Linked DNA regions of Homo sapiens: region 1 is linked to region 2. The links are chromatin loops, found by intact Hi-C in ENCODE. Cell type or tissue: mammary epithelial cell. All regions are shown on one strand. Links, peaks and the distances in the headings refer to the core of each region. The heading gives the core; the rest is flanking DNA.

Region 1 (15,320 bases), core at 4,681-12,680, 430 kb before region 2:
AGATGTAAAGATGCATCATAAACAAAATTCACTTTTCTGTTTCAAATATCCCTGTACCTTTTAAAATTGATATATAATATATGTACAGTGTTTTGGAATACATGTGGTGTTTTGTGGCATGCATAGAATGTGTAACGATCCAGTCACAGCATTTAGGGTATCTATCACCTGGGAATTTATCATTTGAGGACATCAGTCTAGGCAAGGATTATATGGCTAGTATCTGAAAAACACAGGCAACAAAAACAAAAGTAGACAAATGGGACTACATTAAACTAAAAAGCTTATGCATAGCAAAGGAAACAATCAACAGAGCGAAGAGACAACCTGTTGAATGATTATCTCAATAATAATACTATCTCAGTAGTATTTGCAAACTATTCATCTGACAAGGGACTGATATCCAGAGCATATAAGGAACTCAAACAACTCAATAGCATAAAAATTTTAACTTGATTACCTCCGTAAAACAATAAGAAATAAAATAAAATAATAACCCCATTAAAAAGTGGACAAAGAACATAAAAGGATATTCCCCAGCACTTTTGCAGGGCCATTTGTCTATCAACACAACCAAAGTATCAAAGTCCCCACTGGGCTTCCCTACAAGCTGGTTGGCATCCGTGCCTCAAATCACAGAGGTTTGTGGTAAGAAATTAGCTGGAACAACTGCTGGCCACATTTTTGATCCCCCAAACTGCAGGGAAAATGCATGTATCAAGTGTTTTCAACACATTTTCAGATACACCAAATATGTTACAATAAAGAGCATCTCAGGTAGAGGAAAACAGTTTTGTTAGTTCTTGAGTCTAGTGTCAAAGGGGCAGGGAAGGCTTACACATGAAAAGCAAAGATGTACTTCACATTAAATAATCCACGATGACAAGATTTTAAGGAGATAAGTCCTTTTCTTCACAAGATATGTTTAACTCACTGGCATGTCTACAAATCATCAGGCAACTACTGTACATTTTAAAAATCCATCTTAGTCCTCCATTCATGAAAACATTTTCATATTCTGACATGTGCAAATATCCCTGCTCCTTTTTTTTCTTTTTTGGTTACACACAGAAATCATATCATAGAAGAAAATCCAAAATATAAAGATAAGGAAAAATAAAAACAACAAACTATAATGTCATCAACCCAAAATAAATAATTTTCAGACACTGGTAAATATCCCTCCAAATATTTCTATCTTTTTCTCTCATGTCTTATTCCCCTCTTCTCTCCTCCAAGTATATAACACACAGACATACACATCCTAAAATGAATGCACACTCTACATAGTAACCTGAGTTTTTTTCACTCAGTGATATATGTAGAAGGTCTCTCTCTCCCTCTTTTTTTTTTTGTTTGAGACGGAGTTTTGGTCTTGTTGCCCAGCCGAAATGCAATGGCATGATCTCAGCTCACTGCAACCTCCGCCTCCCAGGTTCAAGCGATTTTCCTGCTTCAGCCTCCCAAGTAGCTGGGATCACAGGCATGTTCCACCACACTGAAAGTTTTGAACTTTCAGTAGAGACAGGGTTTCACCATGTTGGCCAGGCTGGTCTCAAACTCCTGACCTTAGGTGATCCACCTGCCTTGGCCTCCCTAAGTGGTGAGATTACAGGCGTGAGCCACCACACTTGGCCTAGAATATCTCTTAATGAAAATAAATGCATATCTATATGATACCTTAATGGGTATATTGTTGTTGAACAAATAAGAGATGTCTCTCCTTCCCTCTAGTATCATAAATGATTCTTTAATAGATGTGGATATCCATGTACCTAGATCTTTATGTATCTGTCTAGTAGTTTCCACAGGCTAAATTCATAAAAGAATAGTCACACCAAAGAATATAAATATTTTAACGTTTCAGAAACCTACAATTCCCATGTTAGGAGGAGTGCTGTTCAGAGCTGTCAGAAAGAACTTGGTGATACGGAAAGGTTCTATATCTGCACTATCTGATACAGGAGCCACTATCCACATGTGGCTAACATGCATTTAAAATGCCATTAGGATTAACTTTTAATTTGCTTTAATTTTAATTTAAATAGCAATACATGGCTAGGGGCCACCATATTAACATCACAGATTCTAGATCAAGTCAGTATTACTTGAACTTTTAAGAGTAAATGTGCCATATCAAGCATGCCTTTTCTTAATTAATCCCAAACGCAACCTTGACATTAAAGAACATCATCTTTCCTATCAAAGAGCTTTTAGGTACTCTCTCTCTCAAGTGGTCTTCACAGTACCTTCTGAGAAAACAAGGGCAGGCGTTATTTTTTTCCATTTCATACATGATGAAAACTGGAGATCACAGAGGCAAAGTAATTCAGAGTAAGTTAAAAGAGGCAAATGGCACACAGTCCATGTTTTCAGCTCTTTGTCCAATGTTCTTTGCTTATAAAATTAGTCTACATTACCTGAGCCTTACACAGATGGAGTTCTGCCAAAACTGAGCTCAATTTCTTGCCACCTAGCCTTTGCCTATGTGGTTCCCACTGCCAGGGATACTGGTCTTGTTCCTACTCCTTTGCCTACCTACCTGCTCTTTATCTTCCAGAAATCAGCTTAGATATCACCTTGCTTCCTCCAGCAACCTTTCTCTGACTATGCACCCCCAAGGCCTGTGTTACGTATCCCATTCTCAAAATTCTGTAGCATTCTATTCTCACCCTAGGCATAATACATTTCTTCCTTCCTCACAATTGCCTATTTGTCTTTTTTAAATTTAATGTTATTTTATTTTAAGTTCCAGGATACATACACAGGATGTGAAGCTTTGTTACATAGGTAAACGTTACATAGGCCATGGTGGTTTGCTGCAACTATCAGCCCATCACCTAGGTATTCAGCTCCACATGCATCAGCTGCTCATCCTGATGCTCTCCTTCCCCTGCCCACCCCACAGGCCCCAGTGTATGTTGCTCCCTTCCCTGTGTCCATGTGTTCTCATTGTTCAGCACCCACTTATAAGTGAGAACATGTGGTGTTTGGTTTTCTGTTTCTGAGTTAGTTTGCTGAGGATAATAATTGCCTATTTCTTTATCTGAAATCGGAAGCTGTGCTAAAGCAGGGGCCATGCCATTCTTGTTTACTTCAAGACCTTCAGCAGCTAGCAAGGTACCTTCTCCCATAGAGGGGACCTCGACAACCACTTGCTGAAGCAGTAAATAAAAGTATAATAGAAGAAGGGACCCCCACAGCATGTTTGTTATCAAAGAGCAAGTATTCTGAGGTTGGAAAAATAACTTCAAATAATCCATTAATGTGATACTCAAAAGAATACATAATCAATTATAAATATAAACTAATCCATCACGCAAATACTTGTTGTGTATCCATGATGTTCCAGACATTGGATTCCAGATTCCAAAGATACAATAGAGAATAAGAGAGTCACAATTACTGCTATAATCTGATGAAACAGGCAATCCACAGGGCACCCAACTACAAGTGGGAGGAGGTATGATGAATGAGCTTGAGAGGGCAATCAAAGAGAACAGGAGGGAGGATCTACTTAAAAGCGGGGGAAGGGAGCATTCCAAGCACAGAGAGTTTGACTATTTTATTAAAAGCTTGGTAATAATAAACACAAAACCCAGGGTCATGGGTGTATCTCAGGGCAAGGCACACAATAGGAGAGGGGGAAACCCCACACAGACATAATGTTATAATTAATCTGCTGACTCTTGGTGTGATGGTCAGTTTGTGTTTGTGTGTACGTGTGTGCATGCATGTGTGTGCATGTGCACGTGTCTTGCATGCTGCCTGGACCAATGATGACAGTATGGCATGAATCAAGTATCATGGTGAAATTAACTCCATAACCTAAGGTCCATTTGAAAGACGAATGAGTGCCAGGCACTGTGTTAAGCACTGTACACTTTCTTATTTCAATTCTCATAAAAGTCCAATGAGAAAATACTGTCATTATCCCTATTTTGCCTATTAAGAAACCGAAGCACAGAAAAACCAAGTACCTTGCTAATGTCCTATGGAAAGCAAATGTTAGGAGTTGTACCAAGGCAGCTTGACTCCAGAGCCACAGTCTTCTAAACCACTGCTATACAAACCTTCTCAGGCTATACTAGTTCGGTTACCTATGCGTCCAATACAGTATAGCTAGGTTCCTCCTAGCCACACTGGGCTATTTAAATTTGAATTAATTAAAATTGAATAAAATTTAAAATTCAGTTGCACCAGCCATATTGCAAGCACTCAGAGGCCACGTGGAGCAAGTGGTTACCCTCCTGGTGAGTGCAGATGGAGAACTCATCACCACAGAAAGTTCTACTGGACAGCCCTGGCCTACATGATTGCAGAATCAAGAACATAGCTCAGGTCAGCTCATTCCTTGGTTCTGTGCTCGTTCCCTTACTCCACACTGCTTCTCAGTGATCTTCACAGTCCTTACAGAATCTGTGCTCAGGAAGGTCCTTTGAAAATCTGCCCTGCACTGAGCTGGAAAGGTACAAGGTGACTGGGAACTGTCTGACCAGGTAGCCAGCTTTCTATGCTAGCCTTCTTCTCAGTACTGGCTATTTTTTCCCTAACAAATGAAGAAATAAAAATTATGTAACACAAAAATGTTCAGCATGTGTAAATAGTTACACAAGAGAAAATAAAAGGCTTGCCACAACACCTTCAAAGAGCCAGCCTTAATATGAATGCCAAATTTTTATCATTCCTTCAAAATTATTTCTCCTATTAAATGCAAGTCCCTCCATTAAAGCCACATTGGCTCATTTAGTCAACCACTCTCCTAGCCTTAGGCAGCACACACTTTTCAACTTCTTCTCATGTAACCCTCTTGGCTACTGGGAATGCTACAAAACCCACTTCAAAGCATGTGAAAGGCGGGAACAGGATCTACATGGCCAAAAGGAAAAGATTCCAGGGATGAAGTAAGATATGAAGTTTGGAGAGGAAGATGAAAGCATTTATAAACATTTTTGCAAATGCATTAGTACCAGCAAATTGAAGATGAAACAGAATGAAAAACAAAAATCTAAGTGTATCTCTGGCATTCCAATCAAAAACTCTTTCCAGGAACCTGATTATTCAAGGGTCCCAAAATTCAGGAAGATTTAAATTAGAAGATTTTGGTTCCTAGACATGCATAATCCAACCTTCAGGGTTATTTCATGTACATTTTCTCCTTTTGATTTTCATGACAATCCTATACGATACACAAAGCCAGTGGTAATATACTCATTTTGCAGGTAAGAAAACCAAGACGAGTCAAGTTTATAAATTGCTGGAGAATCCACATATGATCTAGGATCAAACCAAGATTTCCTGCTGCCAACTCGGAAGAGTTTTTGCTCTGCTGTACTGCATTTTAACTTTATTTTTACATTTTGAAGTATGAATCACATTCTCTACTCTTCCCTTTCTGTTCAAATAGGGCTTATGTAAAGAAAGCCTTTGAAAACCATAGCTCAGGCATGAAATAACTAGGGAAACAGAAATGTTGGCTGAGGTGGTCAATCTTTCTATAGAAGTAGTTACATGACAGATGACAAGTTGTAAGATATATGTGGGGTGGTAAATGTGGGCTATTTATTTACAAGCCTGCATGAAACCTGGATTAATATATGGCTCTAGTCACTCTTCTCCATGTTCCACATGAAAGCATTTTTCCTGACCCTCTACTCCTTGTCAAACTCACAATCGTGTGGCACATGCTGGAACTCAATGGATACCATGCAATGACAAAGTCATCTAAAATAGGCATGGTGTTTGGCAAGAAGTCTGCTCTTTACCCCTCTGTCTGGTTAAATCTTTCTCATCCTTTAAGTCTATGGTCTAGACAAGATACCCCATCCAGAATCCTCCCTTGATTCCTTAGCACTCTGACCCCTATTGTAGCAGCTGCCCATCCCATCTTACTGGGGCAGTCCACTTGTTGTAATCCCCTGTTTAGTCTGTCTCCACCAACAGACTCTCAGCTCCAAAAGGCAAACTCTTTAAATACTGGAATGGGGCCTAACATAGAGCAGCCACCAGTAATGCTTATTGAACAATTACTTCAATAACTTCAATTAGGGTTCAAATATACCAAAGATGCCCATTTAGAAATGCACTGAGACATCTACTCTTAGTGGGGTGTCATAGGCAGAATCTTGGCCCCTGTCATTTTGTTCCCTACTGTTACACCCATTAATATATTATGTTACCTGGCAAAAGGGACTTTGCAAACATAATTAAGGTCACTGACGAGCTTTGCCTTTAAAACAGGCAAATTATCCTGGATTATTCTGGCGGGACTAACATAATCATCTGAGTTCTTAAAAGCAGAAAAGGAAGTGAGAGCGATGTGAAGCATAAGAATGCAGTCTGCCATTGCTGAGTTGAAAATGGAGCGGCCACGTGGAAAACACAAGAAGGCAATCAATTCTGCCAACAACCAGGAGCTTGGAAGGGGAGCCTGAGTCCTGGATAAGGACTGCAGCCTCAGCTGCTTAACCGAATTTCAACCTGTGAGACCCTGAGCAGAGAATCTAGCTAGAATTCTAACCTACAGAAACTGAGATAATAAACATGTGATATTTTAAGCTGCCACCTCTGTGTAATTCGTTATGGCGGCAATAGAAAACTAACGCGGGGGATTCCCCAGATGTAGCGGACTCTAACCCAGGATTTGACTGTAAGACTTCAATTGGAAAGTTGACAGCCTTGTCAAAACTGGTAAGGGGGTAAAGAAGTGAGCCAGAAAAGGAAAGGAAGCCAATGCAAAATGCCTTCGTGAGTAAGCAGGTTACCACTCTAAGAAACGGAGCTCAGTCCCACTGGGAGCCTCTGGAAAACCTACCAGACTGCCTCAGGTATCTTCTTAGAGGGTAGGCAGCTGGGATTCTGCTCCACCAGTTCTCACCTGGCATTGGTGGAGGACTGCTCCCAGGGACTTTAACTCTGCAGCACTCTAGCCTTTTTATATTTTCTTCTCCCTTGCAGTCTTTCAGACTTTCAGAGGAAAGCAATCTGATAACATAATTCCTCAGAAAGTATTAATATGACTTAGAGAAAATGTGCAATGGTTAACCTTCTCAACAGTGAATCCCAAATGGGGGAATTTTAAGCGTGTATCGGATGGGAGAGGCTTTCCTAGTCTCCCTACTACATCTCCCTACTCCCAAGCCTCCATCCCTACTTGCTGCTGCATCTGCTGGCAAGGCTTGTCTGTCCTGAAAGCTGCTGAAAGTTAGCATTTACTAGTGACATCACTTAGTGAATATGAGTGTGAGCCTTATCAAAACTGTGACCCATGTGGCCCCACTCCATACCAATGTGCACATCTTTAACCACTTTGGGCATCTTGAATGAAAGCCACATAGATACAAAGCATTATTCCCATTTACTAGTAATGATGGTAATAAATCCAAAGAACAAGAACAAAACCTGATGCTTGGGGACATTCTGAGTATGTAGCAGACTCCTTGAAGGAACTCATTTCTTAGCACAAGCATAACTGCACTTATGCCAGATGCAATCTCATTTCCGCACATAATTCCCATTGTTTTAAGACAATTCAAATCCCATCTTTCCTCAGAGGAAAGGCTGTGATTGCAAAACAGGAGTTTTTTACAGCAGGGATAAATTGGGTTATTCTACAGAACTATTTTATCTGGGGAAAACAAAAACAAAAACAAAAAAAAACGAAAAACACCCCAAGCAGGCAAAGCAGGCCTAAAGGAGACTCCTGTAGGTTGCTATGGACAATCAGACCTGGCCAGGTAGAAATTCCTTACATAAATCCTGAAAGAGACTTGAAAAGATTTTCTGCTGTCTGGCATGTGCAGCAGTGCAGAGAAAGTGACGAGTGAGCTACCTGACTGTCAAATGTGTCAAGATTCCTCAGAATATTCACATCAGAGGCTAGTCTCAGGCTCCACTGAGCACACGATGCTTCAAATAACCACTTTCAAAGGTAAGGCTTGTAGGACAGGAGGGGGTTTCTACCCGTCTCCAATAATGTGGGTTATTCACTACTTGCTAGACCCTGGTTTAAGCACCATTCACGCAATAACTCACAACCACCTTCTACTATTATTCTTATCCCCATTTTGCTCCCAAGTGAGGCTCTTGATCAGGTCACTTTCCCAAGGTCAAAACAACTGAGATCTGAACCCAGCTCTGACTTGCTACTCTGGTCCCTGTTGCAATCATTTCCAAGCTTTTAGTGTTTCACATCTAACGTGCACAGGTTCAGGAAACAAATGGCTGAGCCTTTCCAGCAGTGAGGTGGGCAGCCCTCTGCTGCCTCTCAGCCTTGACTTGTGCCACAGCATCCCCAATTGGACACTCCTGAGAGTTCACCCAAGGGATGGGCGGCCTTCAGCTCATCACGTCTAACCTCTCCTCTTTCATTCTAGAAAGCATTTCAGGTTGCAAATAAGCGATATTTATATTGTCATAAGAATAACCCTGAATTGACTCATATATTTATTAGAAAGTCAACTACTCCCAAACCTCGGTTGAGGCACTAATGTGTAGGGGTTATCTCCTTGGGCTCAGGGGCCAAAAGAACTTCTGAATTCACCTGCTTTATTCACAAGTCACTTGCAAGGCAAAGCAGTTAAGTTATCTGAGTCTCAGTTTCTTCATCTGTCAGGTAGACCATTTTATAGTATCCGTTCATGGTGAGGATCAAATGAAATAACGCACGTAAAGAGCTCTGAACAATATCTGGAACACAAACAGCCTTCAGTAAATGTTAGTCTCATTATCACCATTATCATCTTATTATTTTCTGTAGTGGCAAACCTCCAGCTGATGAGGACAGAGCAGCTCCAGGTGAGTTAAAGGAACAGCCTTCCAGTTCTCTGACTGGATGAAGTCTCAAACTTGGCCTCTCCTTATTGACCTTTCGAGCCAGCCATTTGACTGCTTGTCAGCACCTCTTTCACGAGGCACCTCACTTCTGGGGGATCATAAGTAAGATTTAAGGTCTGAACGATGGGACTGTCAAGTGAAATTCCTCCTTTCTTTTGGCAAAACAGCCAAGACCTTCCAGAGCTGTCCTGGAAGGAGACCATACCCTGAATGTTTCAATACATTATGGTGACATTTATGCAACACGGATTCTGTGTGCCAAGCTCCACACTCAGAGCTGGGGCCTCACAGCCAAATCAGCCTAGTCCCTGCCCTGGGTAAAAGCATAGTGAAGTGCCTCTCATTTCATCAGAATAGAGTAGGAGTCTGAAATAGTCAATAAATCCTAAAAGTCAGAATTAAAAAACAGTACAGTACTACTAACTTTTATACCTCGATGAATGATATCAATGTATATCTCACTCCAGATCAAATATTCAGCAATTATCAAATGCTATTACACTGATAAGATTTCTATGAAACACACAGTACAACAGTATAAGAATGTTTCTTCTTTCAAAAGAAAAACAGAAACACAGAAGCTGACCTTCTGCTCAGATGAATCTAGGTGTGAACTCTCACTGGCTACTTGCAAGCTGGGATACTTAGCAAGTGACCTAACTATCTTGACTTTGTTCTCCACTTCTGCAAGATGGAGGCATTGACACCACCAACCACAGAGGGGTGCTACGTGTGTGCAATGTGACAAGGCAGCTGAAGCACTTAGCACAATGCCTAGCATTCACCAATTGTTAGAAATGCTTCTTATTTTTAAAGTGCCTCCAAACTCACTACATAGATTCACTGGCAACAATTCAGCAAAGAAACTTCTAATGGATTCAGAGAAGGAATACGTTTAATATTTTCTAATGGAAAGCATTTCAGAGTTAATGTATATAACTTGTTTCCGCAAGTCCACAAGTATCTTTATGTCTACTTGGGCACATAGGAAGGAACAAGCTTTTACAGATACCAGAGTACCTTGCAAGATTGGCTGGCACTGGTGCAAGCTAGTGTGGGTCACTCCATAGAAATTCATTTTTCTGCACTAGCTCTTAATGGTCCTTCTCTGCTGGGCATTTTCGGCTATGGTTTAAAGTAAATGCATTCAAATAAACATCTTTTGGTGCCAGAAATGCCATGGGCACATACTTTTCTTTCAATGGTCCTGGGAAGTGGTTTGTTAAACTATTGTTCTCGATTAAAAACTCGTGTGTTTGTTCAGTCCAATATGGGTCACCGCTTTGAGTGAAAGATCCCTTGACATGGCAAAACCTCGACTTGTGACAAGCCAGTGCCAAGTATGTCTTAACCAGATGCAGGCCAGGGTTTGATTAGCAGCCACTGAATTCCATGTAAAATCAGATAATGATGGTTTTTCGCCTTTCTGTTGAGCAAATATCCTCAGCTTTTAATCAAGTCTATACATGAAAACTCCTCTATAAATAACTTTATGCAGTACAATGGTTTTAAAACTATGGTTCATCTCAACTTTCCTGACCTTTGACTGCTTAATCTGAGAAGAACCTGTGCAATACCAACTAAAAATAAAGGAACTACACTATTTATTTTGGCAGATTCCATAAAGATATAATAGAGGGACATGTGGTGAGTGGAAATTCTCTACCACACACAGAGAGAAAAGAAAGGAAAGGCTCTGGAGCCCATTTTTGTTCTCCCACTTGTGGGATAGCATCTATTAGACAATGATGATATTAGGACGGCAGAGACAAGTGCCGCTTTGGAATGCTGCACCAGACTCCATGGCCATGCACAGAAGCCTTCTCTGCCCCGTTTGATGTCCAAAGGGTCCAACTCAAACCTGGGAAACATGAACCTTTTCAGAGAGGCTGGGGTCTCAGCCTGGGCTTCCTCTCCTTTCTTGTGGGTACAATTTGGGCATCTGAAGTTAATTACTTGCAGGTGCATTTTGGCTGCGTGCAATGGAGGGGGGTTCCCAATTAGCCTCTTGCAGGTGTAATTAGCAATTTCACCTCACTTTGAGGGGGCAAGTGGATAATTGTGCCCATGAGGTTGTTCCTAAAGGGGTCTAGCAGAATGCCCATTGCAGACTGCTGTCTGGAGAATAAGCTCCATGAAATGGGATGCTGAGCATTCAGGAGTAAGTGTCAGGTGTCCACGTGGGGTCTAGAAGTGGAGCCCCACATGGAGGGTGGGGTTAGGAGTTCCTTCTGGTTCTTCACATCCATAAAAGAGAGTGGAGCCACAAAACAGCATTGAGAAACAAGGACCTCAGGCAGACTCTCTGAGGCATAAGGGAGTAAATACTTTGGCCTGATGACATTGAGTAATGCAAGAAAAACTAGCTCAGAACGGGAGTGGACCAGAACTACAGAATTAACATTTTGTAGAACAAAAAAAGCAAAGCAACTCAGTGAAAATAAATTATTATTAACTTTGCCATAAGCCTTACACTTAAAGTGTTGTCACAGAAATCAACTCACGTGAGCTCATAAACTTAGTTATAATATTCAAAATTTTAATAACAACACTTACTGAGCACTTATGGTGTCTGACCTTATTCTGAAAGCGTGTGTGTATTCAACCGATGCTCTTAACAGACTGCTTTAAAGACTCGCTCTACCCATTTTAAAGAAGATAAATTGAGGCACAGGGAGATCAGGTAGCATACCCAAGGTTACACAGCGAGTAAGTAGTGGAGCCAGATCTCCAAGCCGGGCAGGGCACCAGATAGGTCACTACTCTGGGTGAGAAAATGTTCAAACAAGAAGATGGAATCAGGGAGTTGAGGCTTGCTCTGCAGGATGCATCTATACAAAATCATTAATTGCTTCATTCATTTGTTCAACCATCTGATCACTCAAGGAACATTTAGTGAGCCCTGGGCCAAGCTACTGCGCTGGCATAAGTGTAACGGAGAGGGAGACAGCCTTCTTAGCCCCAGTGTCAGGCTAATGTTTTATAACTTGAAGGTTTCCTTGGCTGCTTGTTCAGTGTTGGGAAGAAAAATGGGAGAGAGCAAGAGAAGAAGGAAGGAAACAGAATGAGGAAAAGAGACAGGTATGAAGGGTGCTAGAGCGTGTGAAGAAGGGGTAAAAAAAAGAAACCTTCAAAATGAGTTTTTCTTCTGAAAATGAATCCTTTTATGAGGGGGAGAGGAGAAACCACATCAACTGAACAGTGAGATTAGACTGATGAATGTGGAGGAGAAACCCTACTGTTCCTCCAGATGATTGCTTGCTTTAACAAGAATAGGTGTGCAATAGGACTGCCAAAAGTTATTCCCCATGTTAAAATCTGAAAACCAAAATGACCCCATCTCTGGCTCGCCGGCCACTGTGGTCTGTAGAGGGGCTAATTCTGAGCACTTGAGTTCTGGGAAACCCATCAAACACGTGGAAATGAGCTTGATGAGAATCGCTAGATGTGAAGGGGCTGAGTGCTACTAAGACAAATTCCACTGCCCCATTCCCTTACTGACCAACCACCTATATTTTATCATTTTTATTGAAGCACACTTTACCAGCGTCATTACATATTAACCTGTGTTGAGATTGAAACAGAAGATTCACAGTGATGCACCCTAAAGGATGTGCAAAACTTGAGAGAACACCAGGACCAAAAGAAACCTAACTTGTTTTCTGACAAAGCTGATGGTCATTCTAACAAGAGCTGATGTAGCATGCATGCAAATGTCTCACAGGGACCACCATTCAGTCCTCATGATGAACTTATGAACAGCTATGACTCCATTAACCTAATAACACCTAATACATACATATTGAGAGCTTCTGTGTGTCCCACACTGTGCAAGGCCCTTTATGGAGACTATCTGATGATGGAGAATATCTCTCAATAATCAGTAGATTACCATAGGCTGGGGCTCAGAGAAGTCCCACACCTTGCCTAAGGTCACACAGCTGGCAGGTGTCAGGACAGAGAGAGAATGTGTACATTCAGGTGTGTTCATGCTATGCTCCCAGCATTCACATGGAGTTGGTTAAAAAATGATCTTTCCTTTGATGTTTCCTAAGACTTCATTTAAAACTTCAGATTTTTTTTTCTTTTTCTGAGAGGGTGTAAAGGATATTTTCACTGTAAAAGTCCCCTTTGCTTTACTGGTTTCATTAAGTAGCTGGGCATTTATTCTATTGGCTTATTAAAGCCTTGCAAGTGTACATTTTTAAATGTTCTGAGATTTGAAATTGACATGGTGCAGTTGTTCAAGAGATTGTGAACTTGGCATAGCGTTAGTCATCAAAGAAGTTTTGACTTTGGCATGGTGATAGTCTTCCAAAATATTTCCTTTTAAGATCCTCACTTATTCTAAAAAGACTTAAAATCAACTAACACATGGGGCCTGTTTCTGAAATTTATGTTGCTACAATATAATCTTCAAGTTAGTCCTTTAGGGCTAAGACCTGTTACACCCCTTAATTAAATTATCTTGTTTTATTATGTACAGCAATGAAAGTAGGGACTCGGTGACCCACTCAGTGAGCATGCTTAATTGGTTTTTTCATCCTCATCATGGTTCTTATCACCAGCTGGACTGTTCTGACTTACAAGAATTTTTTTTTCTTTTTTTTCTTTTTTTTTTTTTTGAGACGGAGTCTCGCTCTGTCGCCCAGGCTGGAGTGCAGTGGCGCAATCTTGGCTCACTGCAAGCTCCGCCTCCTGGGTTCACGCCATTCTCCTACCTCAGCCTCCCCGAGTAGCTGGGACTACAGGCACCCGCCACTCTCCTACCTCAGCCTCCCGAGTAGCTGGGACTACAGGCACCCGCCACTATGCCCGGCTAATTTTTTGTATTTTTGGTAGAGACGGGGTTTCACCGCGTTAGCCAGGATGGTCGCGATCTCCTGACCTCGTGATCCACCCGCCTCGGCCTCCCAAAGTGCTGTGATTACAGGCGTGAGCCGCCGCACCGAGCCCCAAGAATTTTTAATAGCCATCATGCTGCCTAGACTCGTCATGGCAAACCCCTTCTTCTTTTTCTTCATTCGCCAATCACACATGGCTTTGCCAATATCATCTGGGCTAAACTAATGAGGTCAGGAATTGTGCAGTGCCTTTCATTTCTATTTTAAAAGACATGAAGGAGTCATTTGGCCTCTTTGTGCTGAGTTAGTAGAGCAAAACTGGGTCCACTCAATTACATTTTAAGTCCATTGTAATTGAGCTGGCTTCATGAGAGAGCTGGCCTCATGAGAAAGCTGGCCATGGGCACTCACCCATCTGAGTGATTTGAAGTGACCTCAGAGAGTTCACTTGCTCCAAGGCTTTAAATTCCCATCATTCAAGCTGGACCACATGCAATGTTCTTTTAAAATCCCAATATCCTCCCAGAGGGAGTACATTTTCTGCCTTCATAGTGTTCACCTCTTGTCTTTGTTATCCCAGTACCCTTCATACTTTGGCAAATGGCCTTCCTACCATACCCTGCTGTCCTGGTAAACATCTTAGGCATGGGTCCCCCTCCTCCCTGTCTCAGGGTGGGCATTTTACCCAGCCTGAGTCATTCATAGTGCATGCCCCTCCTCCTCCTCACCCCCACAACAAATGATTGGTTTAGACATGGGCTTTGAGAGGGACGGAGAAGGAAGTCAATGACCTGGCCTACTGGAATTGAGAAGCTTTCTCTAAATCCATAGATGAGTAGCCCAAATGCAAAAGAGGGGACACAGGGTATGGCAGATACTATAACATACTACTTACTAAACTCATTTTTTCTTCTTCCTGGTTTCATTTTCCAGATCCCATCGCTCCCATAGGGAGCCATATGACTGACTTCTGTTTAATGAAGAGTGAGTGAAAATGACGTGCCCCACTTCCAGTACAGCCCTCAAATTCCCAATTGTATTAGTTTACTTGGGCTGCCATAACAAGATACCACAGACTAGGGGACTTGAACAACAGAAACTTATTTCTTCACAGTCTGGAGGCTAGACATCCAAGATCAAGGTGTCGGCAGATTCAGTTTCTCCTGAGGCCTCTCTCCTTTGGCTTGCAGATGGCCACCTTCTTGCTGTGTCCTCACATGGTCTTTTCTCTGTGCACATGTAACCCTGCTACCTCTATGCATGTCCCATTTTCTTCTTCTTCTAAGGATGTCAGTCATATTGGATTAGGGCCCTCCTGAACAAGCTAATTTTAACTTAATTTTCTCTTTAAAGACCTAACCTCTAAACACAGTCATAGTCTGAGAGACCAGGATTTGGGCCTACAACATAGAATTGAGGGGGTGGCCAAAATTTTGCCTCTAATACTATTCGTGATTCTCCAGGCTCTCTCCATTTCTACCATCTGGATATCAACACACAAGTGGAACTGGAAGCTGTGAGTTGAAGATGGCCAACCTTCCATCATCCAGGCCCCCATAACACCCATGTCAGAACAGAGACTCCTGTTAACCTGGACCTTCCTTGGACTGTTTATATGAGCAAAAATAAACTCCCATATGA
Region 2 (15,320 bases), core at 2,661-10,660:
TTTGGGAAATACAGAAGGGGCCCAGTATATGTCAGTACAGCAGGCAATGTGCTCCTTGTATTGCTAGCTATGGATTAGAGATCATTTCCAAATGACCCAAACTTAATATTCTATACAATTTGCCAGACGTATGTATGTGTGTGTGTGTGGTATGTTGTGTGTGTGTGTGTGTGTGTGTGTTAATAGATATACACTCTTAGTCATATGATTATTATTTTTTTTTTTGAGACAGAGTCTTGCTCTGTCACCCAGGCTGGAGTGCACTGCAATCTCCGCCTCCTGGGTTCAAGCAATTCTCCTGCCTCAGCCTCCCCAGTAGCTGGGATTACAGGTGCATGCCACCATGCCAGGCTAATTTTTGTATTTTTAGTGGAGATGGGGTTTCGCCATGTTGGTCAGGCTGGTCTAGAACTCCTGACCAGTGATCCACCCAACTCGGCCTCCTAAAGTGCTGGGATTACAGGTGTGAGCCACCACTCCCGGCCCTTAGTTGTATTTTAAAAGCAACAAAATTTCCTTCCCTACCTGAATGCTCCTTTATGAGATAGCTCCAGACATGGCAGTAGATACATACCTTTTAGCAGCTTAATCCCCAAATAAAGGGGATTTTTCATGGCTTTTTCAAGATTAGTCCACCAGCTTTTATGTCCTAAAGTGGCCTATTTCCTAAAAGCGACTTCTTTTATCCTTCCTTAGTGATATTTCTTCCCTAATCATCAGTTTTTCCTCAGATTCTTTAAAAAAAAAAAAAAAAAAAAAACTCATCTTCATGAATTGTCATCCCATAATATGCCAGGGTGATTTAATATTTCAGCTTTTCTTGGCTAATTTATCTTGACTTGACTGTGTTTATTAGGCTCTAAATAAGGATTTCCCAACCTCGACATCATTGACATTAGAGACCAGATAACCGTGTTGTCGAGGGGCCTGCCCTGTGCATTGTAGGATGTTTAGCAGCATCCCTGGCCTCCACCCACAAGCTGCCAGCAGTGCCCCTTCCCACACACACATCCACCTTGTGACAATCAAAACTGTCTCCAGTCATTGCCACATCTCCTGTGGGGGGCACAATCTTCCCCTGTTGACAACCACTGTTCTAAACTTTTTAGTTTCATTTTATTATAATAATAATAAAAGATAACACATATTGAGGTTTACAGTTAGCCATCCACTATTCCAATCATGTTTCCAGATTAACTCAATCCTCACAATGACCCCCATTTTAAAGATGAAGAAATACTCAGACAAGATAAGTGTCTTGTCTAAGGCCACGCTGCTGCTAAGTGGCAGAATGATGTCTTGAACCCGATTCCACTGATGTCAGACCCTTAGCTCTTAACTACTAGACCATTTGGCTTTTCTGAAATTGTTCAAAGTCAACACCAGTAGAACAGGTACAGGCTTTCTCTTTGTCTTCCCTACTTAGTGTCCTGAAGCCATCCAGAAAACCCAGCACACATTTGAGGATTTATCATTTGTATAGCAGGAATTCTCGCATCTTCGCAGAAGTCAAATTCAACTATCTAACAACTGGTGTGGCTCGGCATGGATGGATCCCATGGATGTGGATCATAAACAATCCATATGAGTATGACCAGCCATCTGGTGCCTACAGGATGAATGGAACTCTGCATTTTCCTCAACTAAAGTTTTATTTTGCCCAAGCAGTCACTGCCTTGGGTATGCATTCATAGAGTACCTGCAGGGTGCAGAGAACTAAAAACTGGTGTGGACACTTTAAAAAGTAAGAGATGAGATTCTGCTTTCCAAAATTTCAAATCCCATTAGTAGGACAAAACACCCAGCTACAACATGACATTAAGAAGACTTACAGTGCATCACACAGCAAACATTAATTTCAACTAAGCGGGGGGTGGGGATCCCAACTCTTATGCAATTAAAAGTTAGAATTATAGAATATTTTTCTTAGAAACAACTTTTTAAAAGCAAGTGATCAATCAGGCTAATAATATGTTATGAATATGCACACCTAAGAAGCATATTTAATAAATCTAAAAATGACCTGAAGTTCTCCTATCAATTTGTTTATAATGAATAGTTTTCTATTATGCTTGAAAGTAATTTGTGCTCTTTAATGATAAAAACATTTCCCTTCTGCTTCAGTGTAATCTATTAATTTGCTTAGTAAATGCTTTGCAAAGGCAAACTTTTGCCCAGTCCATACAAACTGGTGCAAATTTTAAATGGTTGGGTTATGTAATAATTATGCTTTCATTAGAGAAATAGTCTTTCTTACAACTATTGAAGACTGACCAAGAATAAAGTGGTGGGTGGGAAGTAACTTCTCAGATGGTTCTAATGAGCCCCTGAGCTGAAAACAACTGGGTAAAGGAATGTCGGTGCATAAGGGAAATGAGGAATGGCTAGGCGCACCGTGGTACAGACTGCAAGCTCCTGGACCCCTGAGTTAATCAGCTCTTCTACCAGCTCCTGCTCTATGACCTTCAGCAAGTTATTTCCTCCCACTGATCTTTAGATTCTTCCTTTGCAAAATGGATTTGTTCAGTGGAACAAATGAGAAAACTCATGTAAAGAGTTTAACATGCTATCTGAAACACAGGACATGCCCAATACCTTTTAATAATAATTGCAGGCATTCCACATGAGGTGACTTTTGAGTTAAGTCTTGGTCTTGATGGTGAAAGTAAACCTATCTTCCTCTAATAATTCTTGTAATTTTTTCATTCCTACCAATTCTTTTCCTTAGTTTGTTGGTTTATTTTTTGTTTTAGAGACAGAGTCTTGCTCCGTTGCCTAGGCTAGAGTTCAGTGACACAATCATAGTTCATTGTAACCTGGAATTCCTGGGCTCAAGAGATCCTCCCACCTCCTCAGCCTCCCGAATACCTAGGACTAAAAGCATGCACCACCATGCCCAGGTAATTTAAAAAATTTTTTTTACAGACAGAGTCTCGCTATATTGCCCAGACTGGTCTTGAACTCCTGGCCTCAAGCAATTCTCCTGCCTCGGCCTCCCAAACTGCTAGGATTACAGGTGTGAGTCACTGTGCCTGGCCCTACTACCAATTATTTTCTTTTAAAAATGGGATTTAGCCACAAAATGTATTGATATGCTGCACGGTCTTCCTATTTATAATCAACATTCAAGATCGAATTTTCCATTTGCTCCTCAGTTATCCCAAATCAAACTGATTTGTTACTCTTTATCTCCTGAATCCTTGAGCTCCCTACTCTGCTTTCAATAGCGTCCCATCCTTGCCAACAATTATGCAAACATTTGCACCACCTCAAATGGCTAAGGCAAAGACATATTTGCTTCTACATGCTTCTTTCCAATAACTAATTCTGTAAACACAATAAAGTACATTCCAGGCAGTGCTGAATTTTTTACAGTATTAGTTATAAACCCCTAAAATAATTTATAATGGAAATTCTGAGATATTCTTCACTACAGAGGATATTGGTCCTAGACCCAGCAACAAAACACGTGTTCACAGGCACACACAACTGTATGTATGCAATACACGTACACAGAAAAGAGTTCTGTTCACTTAACCCAAATTTATTCAGAACAGTTTATGTTATTTATTTTCATGAGTTTTAGACAAGATCTTTTTTAGCACATTACAGAGGCCTGGAGGGGCTTTCTGCATAAAAGACAAAGCCAAGCACTGTTAATGCAAAGTATAGTAACTCAGTGTTTTGAGAAACATGGCCAAATGTATTTGAACATGAGGCCATCAGGCCAAGAAATCTTGGTGTCTAGAGCTGAGAGCAAAATTGGCAGTTGGGTTCTTATTATCAGGAGAATTTCTTGCTACATTGTGGCCACTCAGCTTAGCCCACCTCAACCTTACAAGGATGCATATGCATGTTTTGAAAACATTTAAGATGCAAATATTTCATATCATACATATGCTGGTAAAACATGAGGCATGAGAGACCTGTTTGCAGTCCTTGCTGGGCCACTTACAAAGAATGTGACATTAATTCACCTTTTTTTTTTGAGACAGAGTCTCGCTCTGTCATCCAGGCTGGAGTGCAGTGGTGCAATCTCAGCTCACTGCAAGCTCCGCCTCCCGGGTTCACGCCATTCTCCTGCCTCAGCCTCCCGAGTAGCTGTGACTACAGGCGCCCGCCACCACGCCCAGCTAATTTTTTTGTATTTTTAGTAGAGACGGGGTTTCACTGTGTTAGCCAGGATGGTCTCGATCTCCTGACCTTGTGATCTGCCAGCCTCGGCCTCCCAAAGTGCTGGGATTACAGGCGTGAACCACCGTGCCCGGCCTAATTCACCTGTTTAACCTTTCTAACCCTCAGTTTCTTCATCTGAAAATGTCATAGCAATAGCATCTACACACTACAGGTTGCTGTGAGAATTAAATGAGCTAATACATGTAAAATGCTAGGCACAATGCCTGCAACAGTAAGTGCTCAATATGTATTAACTAAGATTAGTATCCATTTTATCTGACATTTCCATTATAAACCACACTCACAAAATCTGCATCAAATTTCTTTTTTTTTTTTTTTTTTTTGAGACGGAGTCTTACTCTGTCACCCAGGCTGGAGTGCAGTGGCACAATATCGGCTCACCACAACCTCCACCTCCCGGGTTCAAGCGATTCTCCTGCCTCAGCCTCCTGAGTAGCTGGGATTACAGGCGCCCGCCACCACACCCGGCTAATTTTTGTATATTTAGTAGAGACGGGGTTTCGCCATTTGGGCCAGGCTGGTCTTGAACTCCTGACCTTGTGATCCACCTGCCTCCGCCTCCCAAAGTGCTGGGATTACAGGCGTGAGCCACCACGCCCGGCCATCAAATTTCTTAAATGGATATTCTTACACAGTAAGAGTGCACCCACAAATGGTTTTGCACCATACCACCCAAAAATCTAAAGTCCAAAGATAAACTAAAAACTAGGGCCCATGCCATGCTGTATATTATGGAGGAAAAAGCAAAGAAAAATCTCCCACAACATGAGGCAAGAGACAGGAGTAGATCAGATCATCACACTAAGAAAACTGCTATTCAAACAGCTTACCTTTAGGAAGTATGAGAATTTTAATGTCCTTGGAGTGCTATTTGGGGTTCAGGAAGAATCTTTTCCTGGAATAAGATCTAAGAGGGCTTACAAATATTTCACCTTCAAAATGTAGCATTGAAAGAGCAAGATGACACGCTCGCTTCAGCAGTACGTACACCAAAACTGGAACAGAAGAGCAAGCTGAGGCGCTTGTTCCAGAGTTTGGCTTCTCACCCACTCCACATACGCACACATATTCAGGTAATTCAGGAAGCACTTCAGGAAGCCCCCTCATTATATATTTTAAAAGCTCCCTTTCCATCAATAAAAAGGCATACATTTCTAATAGGTAAACATCCGTCAGTTGAACAAACCTGAAGCATGACTATACCTAAGTAAAGTTGCCTTCATTTTCTAAAACTCCTGGGCACACTTAAATGGATGTGTGAAATTCCATGAACTCCAAGTATGGGACGGGGATCACTAAGGTGCTTTAACCTTATAACAGTGAGACCCAGTGAAAGATGGACTAACTGATGAACCCGCAAACCAGCAAAATCTTAATGCCTAATAGCAAACTATGTTGAATAAAGAGCCAATCAAAAATTTACTAGAACATGAAGGAGACTTTAAGAGACCACTTAACACAGGCTGCCTGGAGAGTGAGACCTTCTGAAGGTGCACTGCCATCTAAACACGATAATATTGCAGGGATCCCAAACAAAGTTATACACATGTAAGGGCTGAAGACATTTCTCACCCACCATAGAAACTAAAGAAGTTTCCCAACTGCCACCAGAAACTACAGAAAGTTCCCAACAGCCTCACAATCCAACCTTTCAAGTTGATCAACAGAACAACCCAAATGTCCAGTTAAATTCTGTCTGGCTAAACTCTGTAAAATGCAAAAAAGTAAGACATTATCAGTATTGTTCAGTGAGTTTAAAAGAAAAAAAGCTCAAAAAATCATATACTATTTCAATCTTGGCTGGTATTTATCCCTACAGTTGATACAACTGTTTTATTTTAAATGGATTGTAAAATGTTACCAGAATGGCCTTAAAATCAATTTAATAACTGATCTGCACTCTCCTGGTACACAGGAAAAGCAATGTCCAAAAATGTCCAAAGAGAAACCTGGCAAGAAGAAAAAAATAAATCTCATTCAAGGCTGCCATCTAGTGGGCAAATGAGGTGGCTGTAATGTTGCTAAGCAACATTTGGATGGCATATTTAAAACTGTAGAAATTTGGAGCTAAGAAGAAACTTAGTTCAGTGTTTCCCAAAGTATATTTCTTGATAGCAGGATTCTGCCATCAAATGCATTTAACACATGCTAGGTGAAATGCTGTGGAAAATACATCTTAACCATAGGATATCTCACAGCCTTAAATATGTTAACCTATATTGGAAATCTCTAAACGGAGACGTGGCATTCCGCACTTGTATTCAGTCAGGGAAACTCTTTACTTGTAGATGCCTCTGAACTCCTCATAGAGTGCTGGAGTTTCTCAAAACAATGTTTGGGAAATGCTAATCTAATTCAACTCTTGCCTCCATATTTTACACAGGAGGGCCCCAGTAATTGAAGTAACTGGTCCTCAATTGAAGTAATTGAAGTCCTGGTTCTCAGCGCTGCCTTATAGCTGGTCAAGTTCCATGGCAGGTGTGTCTTTGTAACCCGAGGGCTGGGTGAAAGCAGGAGGGAGGCTGTAAGGTGCTCCCCCTTGCTCCTCATCCTTAGCATTAAAATTCTCCTGTGGGAGGTCTGGAGGCTTCATGCTAAGTGCCTATTAGGCTTGGACATCCTATAACAGTTAAAATATTGATTTTAAAACCTAAAATAATACTTTCCTTCCAAGTTCTTATGGTTATTTTTTAATCTGGCTGAAAATTGATCTTAATGTTATAGTTCATCTCTATACGTTTTATTGTTATAGTTTTGTAAAAACACAAATTAAGAGTGTGTGAGAGTTATTTCTGATGCCTCCCATACATGTTCCATCTAAGGTTAAACCTGAAGGACAACCACAATATCTAGCAATGACTGTGGACATCAAAAACCAAAGTATTACGCATAAAATAATAGCTTTAACAGGGGCATGCCTGGCCGGGCACAGTGGCTCATGCCTGTAATCCCAGCACTTTGGGAGGCCGAGGTGGGCAGATTGCCTGAGGTCAGGAGTTTGAGACCAGCCTGGCCAACATGGAGAAACCCCGTCTCTACTAAAAATGCAAAACAATTATCTGGGTGTGGTGGTGCATGCCTGTAGTCTCAGCTACTTAGGAGGCTGAGGCAGGAGAATTGCTTGAATCCAGGAGGCAGAGGTTGTGGTGAGCCAAGGTCGCGCCATTGAACTCCAGCCTGGGCAACAAGAGCAAAACTCTGTCTCAAAAAAAAAAAAAAAAAAAGACATGCCTTACATTTGCCCAACTGAAGAAAATATTACATGGGATGCTAACATTGGAATTACAAAAGCAGCTTCCAGAGATGTTATTACAAACTATCCTGAAAACTTAAATAGATCTTCACTTGGAAATAGATAGAAAACTTTTTAAAAATACAACTGTGGGCATTGTGCTTATGGGCACCCCAGGGAACCTATGGAGACGTCAGCTATGTAGCAACTTTCAGAGTACTTTGTTCAGGTGGTCCTGGCTAAGTGGTCTCAGGTTCCACATCTTCTAGGGACAGCATGAGCCACAGCCAGATCTCCAACTCTCACACCTGTTCCAGTGTTTTTCACTGCTGTACCTTACCAGCTGGTTATTCTAAGAAGGAATCATGTGTTCACAAACTCTGGCTCCAGAGACCATTCCCTTCTCTCAAGACTGAAAAATGTAATAATAATAACTTAATGAAGATTAAAAATAAATACAAGTAATCCCAGCTTGGTACTTTTAAAATAATTTTGATGGCTATATGATATTCTATCACTGCCAGATTCCTATTTAGAAAATTTTAAGTTTTCTCTTATTTAAAAAAGTTTTACCTTATTTAAAAAACTGTTTAAGAAAACTTACTTTTCTTTTTCTAAAAAAGGGAGGAATTGCTCTCAACTTCTTTAGGCACAAAATGTTTTCTCTACTAAAAATCATCTCTAAAGGATATCTTCCAGAAGTGGAGTTACGGAATCAAAAGGTTAGACTCATTTATGTTGACAAGCTTTTTTCCCAAAATAGTTGTCCCAGTTTACACCAAATTTGGAACATTTTAGCCTCAGTTATGAATGGGAGGCTTGAGAGATAACTGTAGGTGTACAGACCACTTGTGGTTCAGTCCAGGTCAAACATGCACAGCAACTGGAAGGCTCTGGAAATGCTCATTTGTTTGCACATCTCTCAGACTTTAAGAAGCCTCTCCCTATATATGAGATACAAATGCTAAAGACTCCCCAGGTCTGTTGTGGTGGCTCTATAATCCCAGCACTTTGAGAGGCCAAGGCTGAGGATAACTTGAGCCCAGGGGTGCGAATCTGCAACGAGTTATAATCGCACCACTGCAATCCAGCCTGGGCTACAGAGGAAGATCTTGTCTCAAAAAAATAAAATAAAAATTTCCCAAACTCAAAGAAAAGCTCTTACTTAGGAATTCAACCTCAAGGTCTTAATAAGAGTTTAATACCTGCATATAGGATTGGTGTTTCAATGGGATTAACAGGGACCAAAATGCAAAGTGGAAACCAGACTAAAGTATTGTCAGTTAGTTTAGATGGATTGGGAGAGGGCTAGCGCCCAAGTTTCAAACCTGGCACAGCTTTGCACCAGAGAGCTGGCTTGTAATTGCTTTATGTCGTCCCCTTTTATTTTCCCCATGGATTGCTGCGGCATGATGGGATGTTGCAAAGTGACTCTAACAGGCAGAGACTAATTTGAAATACTTCCTTGGCTCCTCACATATTCTAAAGCACCCCCCAACAACTATACTCAGCCCAAGAGTTAACAGCATTCCTTAAGAGCCCTTAAACCCCTTTTTTTTTTCACTTTGAAAATGTAAGTTGATGGAATCCTGCTCGTTTACATTCTGTGTATTTTCTGACAGGACCCGCAAGTATTTTCAAAGGCTCCACTCTGAGTTAGAATTAGCACATTAGGGACAGCAGATTCACTGTTAAGGAGGAGGCCCCACCTCTGGCTCATTTTTCTTTCCTTACCTTGCTCAGAACAGGATTCCCCACATACCAACTGGCCAGCTGACACTGTTGCACATTTGCACAATCATTCATTCATTCATTCAAATATTTACTGTGCTCTTATTATGTATGTGTCAAGTCCCGGGCCGGGATCTGAAAGCCCAAAATGAATGTTGAATCAGTAACTCCAGCCTCATTCATCTATCAGTTGTGTCACCTTGGACAAGTAAGCTAATTTTCCTGAGCCTCAGTTTCCTCAACTGTAAAATGTGGGATAACAATAGTCTCTGCCTCACAATATTAAATAATTGTACATACTTCCCAAATTAAGTGTAATAATATACATAAAGAACATTATATCTAACACCTGTTAAATAGTCAAAGAATATAGTTTAGTCACTAATGTGAAAAAAGAAGATAATAATTTAGCTAATTCCGGTGAAAAATTATTGTAGCAATTATTCAAAGACCATGTGCCAAATATAATGTTTTATTTGGTATACAAATATTATATCTCCATAATGAAATTTCAACGTAGTTCACAATTCTTATTTCCATCCCCTAGTGGAGAATAAAGGGACAACGGCCTTAATCTTGACTTAGAAGTAACACAGTTATCATTTGTTCACACCTGTCCCTGAAGACTCTCTCCTTTCTCCATCTTTTCATCTACCTCTAACTTCTTGACACTGGGAAAGTGGCCTCTGGGGCACACTTGTCCTCTATGGATGTGTGAGAATAGCTGGTGCCATCTACATTTAGGTGTTGGCCTCTGGCATCAACTACTTAAGGCTGTAACCCCCACCACGGACTCCAACAAGGTCCACACACTCTTGAGTCCTTCTCATCCCCATCCTGGGCTTCCCTAGTTTTCCAACTGTCTCAGCTCCCTTTGATAGCTCAAGACCCCGCAGCTGCTTTCGCCACACCACACTGGGGCTTGAGTCCTATAAGGCTGTCCTCAGCCACTACCATCTTGACCATGCAAGAGGCCTATTGAATGTGCATCATCTCATCTCCCTGGGCTGCCCTGGGAGGCAAGCTCATTTACCCTGCTTCTCTGGGCTCCTCCTGAGGAATATACAGCCTAGATACTTTCGAGAAATTTCTGGATCTGAGGAGCCCACATCTATTTCCTTCTTCCCTCACCTGGAATGAGGCAGAGTGCAGGGAATCTCTACTCAGGCACCCATCTGCTTTGCAAGTCCAATCACGTCCCCTTGGATCCATCTCTTTCTGCCAGTGGGTTGAATTCTTTCTTTCCTTTGGGTTGGATAAGTGCTCTCCTGCCATTTAGGCATTCTCTACTCTATGGCTTAGACCCTCACTGTTCAAAATGGTCTGCGGACCAGCAGCATGAATGTCGTTGCCTAGGAGCTAATTAGAAATGCAGAATCTCAGGCTCCACCTCAGACCTAATTAACTGAAAGCTGCATTTGACAAGATTCCCAGGTACATGGTAAGCTCATTACAGCTTGAGACACAGCAGGTTAAAGATAAACTCCAAAACAGTTCCCTCAATGTGGATCTTCCTCTACAAGGACAAGAAAAATCATCTCTCTTTCCACAAGGCTAGCTATGGCAAATCAAACGTAACTTGGTGTTCAGACTACTGTAATTTTTTAAACTCTGTCTGAAAGCTTTAAAGTGAGCCATTACCCCTTCCACAGAACGAAAGAATGCCTATGAATTGCCAGGAGGAGACCTGCAGAGACAACTAGGAACAACCAGTACTTACCATGAATGAAAATCACATTGGTTAATATTTCAAAAACATTAACTTGCTAAGTGCTCATTTCCAACAGGTGATTAAAATCACCTTGAAATAAAGTGAGTACTGAATAACAGAGAGTTGGACACAAAATTAAACTAACATGAGCTGACTGTGGCTCTGAAGTTAATAGCTCCTAATGAGAATTATCTCAATATCCAGGTATTTGAGACAGATTTATTTTCTCTCCTTAACATGTCGAGAGAGTTTGCTCTTGATTTCCAGGAAAACTTCATAATTTATCTTTTCTTTTGTTGTAACCAGTGACTTAATTTCCAGGAATTTTTTTTTTTTTATGGGAGGCAGCCTGATGTAACAGAAAGACTGGACCATGATACGGTTTAGCTTTGTGTCCCCACACAAATCTCATCTTGAATTCTAATTCCCACATGTCGAGGGAGGGACCTGTAATCCCCATGTGTTGAGGGAAGGAAGTGATTGAATCATGTGGGCAATTTCCCCCATGTGGTTTTCATGATAGTGAATGAGTTCTCATGAGATCTGATGGTTTTATAAGTGTTTGGAGGTTCCTCCTTCACTTTTCTCTCTCTCCTGCCGCCTTGTGAATAAGGTGCCTGCTTCCCCTTCTACCATGATTATAGGTTTCCTGAGGCCTCCCCAGCCATGCAGAACTGTGAGTCAATTAAACCTCTTTCCTTTATAAATTACCCAGTCTCAGGCATCTCTTTATATCCATGTAAAAATGGACTAATACAGGCCATATGTTTAAATACTTACTTTTGTGACCTTGAAAAGAATTAACCAGCTTCCATATCTTTTAAATGGGGGTAATAATTCTACCTCAGAGGGTCACCATGAGGATTAAATGAGATAATGTATGTAAAACCACTGGAATGAAACAAGTGCTACCCACCCCCAATCTCTTCTAGGTTTTCGATTCCAGGTGATCTTCCGGACACCTCCAGATGACTTTCATCTATATATATCTAAAATTGTGCTTGGTTCAACAATAAATCCCATCCTCTCTGATTTAAAATACTGAAAATTCATTTCCAAACATATGTTCCAAGTTTCTGCCCTAGTAAAGTGGCAAAATATTTCAATTCTTTTGGTTTATAATACACATTAATGCATCATGGTTACAGTCTTCATCAGGGATGGCAAGCTTGAGAACCACCTGCAGTTCAGGCAATTTAACTTACGTCAAACCAAACAGCCTCATCCTTATCTGCCCAATGCTAAGGCTCCATTTCCCACCCTGAATAACTCTAGCAGCTCATATTTCACTGAAGTTACAAAAACAGCAATACTTGAGGAATTTACCAAGCAAAAGGCCATTTTCCATGGCATCACGTTCAAGGCCAAATTAATGTGTTGATGCTTTCACAATTAGGACAAATATAGAGGATTTGGCACATTTTGCTTTTCGGCCATTGCCTTGCATGTATGACATTCACTCCATTAGTCAACTCCAGTCATATTTTCTTTTTTTAAATCTGATTCTAGCACAGAATGAAGTTTATCATCTTTGTCTACAAAAAAGGGGAAATGGACTGCCAGAGATGTAAAAGCAATTCCCAGCATGTTAGTAATTACAGAGGTTTATCCTGGCTTAAAAATTCTCATCAAGGATTTTTTATTTTTTAGGTTGGAGACATCATGTCACAGTACCAGCCACTTCAGTTCACAATGGAGATAATTAGACATATTCAGGGTGACCTTCTCTCTCTTCTGAATGCGTCCCTGTGCTTTCAGACCGGCAGCTTATACACAATTTTTTAAGTAGGATAATCCTTTCATTCTTCATATCAAGTCATGCACAGAAGCCTGAGAGCAAAAAGGGCAGCCAAACTCCTCTGGATGCAGCAGGACTAGGGGGCCAGATGCCCTGCCCTGCTGGGTCTCACCTCACAGCAGATCCTAGACTCTAGGACCCTGCAGTGCACCTTTAAAACTCACTGACCAAGATGATCTAGACTAGGGATTGGTAAATTCTTTCTGTAAAGGGCCAGATAATAAATATTTTCAGCTTTGAAGGCCATACAGTCTCTGTCACAGCTACTCAGCTCTCTTGCTATAGCCTGAATGCAGCCAGAGACAATGTGTGAACAAATGGGTGTGCTAGTCCTCCAATAAAATATGTACTGGCCGGGCGCGGTGGCTCACGCCTGTAATCCCAGCACTTTGGGAGGTGGAGGCGGGCGGATCACGAGGTCAGGAGATTGAGACCATCCTGTGAATGGTGAAACCCCGTCTCTACTAAAAATACAAAAAATTAGCCGGGCGTGGTGGTGGGCCCCTGTAGTCCCAGCTACTCGGGAGGCTGAGGTAGGAGAATGGCGTGAACCCGGGAGGCGGAGCTTGTAGTGAGCCAAGATCGCGCCACTGCACTCCAGCCTGGGCAACACAGCGAGACTCCGTCTCAAGAAAACAAAACAAACAAACAAACAAAAAACTTTATGTACTAAACCAGGGAGCTGGCTGGATTTGGCCCATGGGCTGTAGTTTGCCAACCCTGATATAAACTGGAAATGTACCTTTGTTCACGTGATATTCGAGATGGAGAAGCAGCATGTATCATAGAGAGTGCCCCAAACTCCACTTTGTACAACTTAAACTTTGATTTATTTTCATTTTACCCCTAAAATTTACCAAAGTAGTTAATATAGGAAAATTGTATCTCTTTCATTCACCAGGTAGCTGCTTTGAACCTTAAAACTATGTTTTTCTTTTAATTAATTAATTAATTTTTTTTTTTTTTGAGACTGAGTTTTGCTCTTGTTGCCCAGGCTGGAGTGCAATGGCATGATCTCGGCTCACAGCAAACTCCACCTACCAGGTTCAAGTGATTCTCCTGCCTCAGCCTCCTGAGTAACGGGATTACAGGCCTGTGCCACCGTGCCTGGCTAATTTTGTATTTTTAGCAGAGACGGGGTTTCTCCATGTTGATCAGGCTGGTCTTGAACTCCCAACCTCAGGTGATCCACCCACCGCAGCCTCCCAAAGCTCTGGGATTACAGGAGTGAGCCACTGCCCCCAGCCCAAAAAACTATGTTTTTCTTTATAAATCATGATCATCTCAAATGTAATCTTTCACACACAGTGCATTTTAATTCTTGGAAGATGTACGTTCACTGCAATTCTATAGGTCAACCCGCCTTACCGCAAAAAATATATTTCATAAATACCATATAAAATTAGGTTGTGTCCCTCCTCTCCTGTGTAAGTAGCCAATTTTATGAAAAATTGAGCAGAATCAAAAAAGTTTCCTTATAAAAAACATTATATCAGAGTGACTGGGGACACAACAGGTATGGGGGAGGAAACGTGGGTTTTAGAATAAGTTTTGATATAATATCCCAGATACCCTCTAGGTTATTATATTATATATTTATAGTATGTAATTCTGGTACAGATTTGATATGATATGATATGATATGATATGATATGATATGATATGATATATGATTCTGAAAACAATCAAACAGAGCCCCTGCCCTAAGGGACCATGGAAAGGGCTGCCCAGAAGCCTTGCTTTTTCCATGTGGCCATTCTCAGCAAGCTAGGCCTGACTGGTACAAGGATGAAAACTGACCCAAGCTGGGCTGCCTCCCAGCTTTTGGCTGGATCTATAAAAGGTAAATTCAAGAGCTATGGGTTGGCTGATGTTACCACATAGACCCAAATGCAGAAAAGGCAGGAGAGATGGAACCCCCGATAGGCTCGGGTTCCCACCACCAGCGCTTCCTCAGGGCCAGCAGCACCCAGCACTTGGATTCCATAAGCTTCCTTTTCAGTGAAAACTCATTTTCTAATGTTGCTAACTAGAGTTTCTTGCAACCACAGAGTCTGAACTTTTCATACACTGCCCTGCCCCACTTCTCATTCCACCTTTCCAGCCACACTGCTCAGTCTTCTCCAGAGAGAATGAGAATTTGCTCCCTCAGTCCACTTGGTCTGCAAGCGGGGAAAGCAAGCTCTATGAGAATGTTGTGGGGGACCCTCAGGAAACCACTCCTCCCCGTAAGTCCTGGGACTCTCTGCCACTGCCAAACATCTTCTTATGGGAAGCAGATGAGAATAACAGACTTTCTATAAAAGTTAAGTGAAAAGCTTACCAAATAAGGCAAAAAAAAAGGTTGAATGAGATGTCGCCAAGGGCCCTTAATTTCTGTACCAAGTGAAACAATTAAAAAACAGGAGAACATCGCCCCCGCGCCCCAGCCCTGGAACAGCAATTCACAGTGGCTCCCAGGGGCTTGGCTGCAAGCTCAAGCAGCCCTTCTGTTACCCACCCAGAGCTGTGGGAGGTGGGCCAGCTCTGGGGACAAGCACTGCTCACTTAGTTGAAGCATCCTTCCTTCAGTCAAACCGAAGATGGCAGATCCAGGTTTGGCTCTGGCCATAATAGCTCCAGAGCCTGTGTTATTAACCGCTATGCTCCAC

Evidence for each region. Peaks named below come from ENCODE experiments on the same cell type or tissue, not always from the same donor. Only the 100,000 strongest peaks of a DNase experiment are listed, where the experiment ranks them.
Region 1: a loop joins it to region 2, with 4 times the contacts of the local background. A loop is called at or near these places in 5 of 110 quality-filtered maps.

What each region holds. Positions count from the first base shown.
Region 1 is chr3:55,809,123-55,824,442 of GRCh38, forward strand. The region is part of intron 14 of ERC2 (ELKS/RAB6-interacting/CAST family member 2); the gene reads right to left. Among named protein-coding and RNA genes, the nearest start is that of MIR3938, 36 kb to the right of the region's middle. In mammary epithelial cell, for the core only: a CTCF peak has its summit at 9,552; no DNase peak of the experiment used is centred there; H3K27me3 peaks cover 121 bases.
Region 2 is chr3:56,245,356-56,260,675 of GRCh38, forward strand. The region is part of intron 3 of ERC2 (ELKS/RAB6-interacting/CAST family member 2); the gene reads right to left. Among named protein-coding and RNA genes, the nearest start is that of ERC2, 220 kb to the right of the region's middle. RefSeq lists an enhancer at 8,701-9,313. In mammary epithelial cell, for the core only: CTCF peaks have their summits at 6,199 (motif pointing left) and 9,701; no DNase peak of the experiment used is centred there.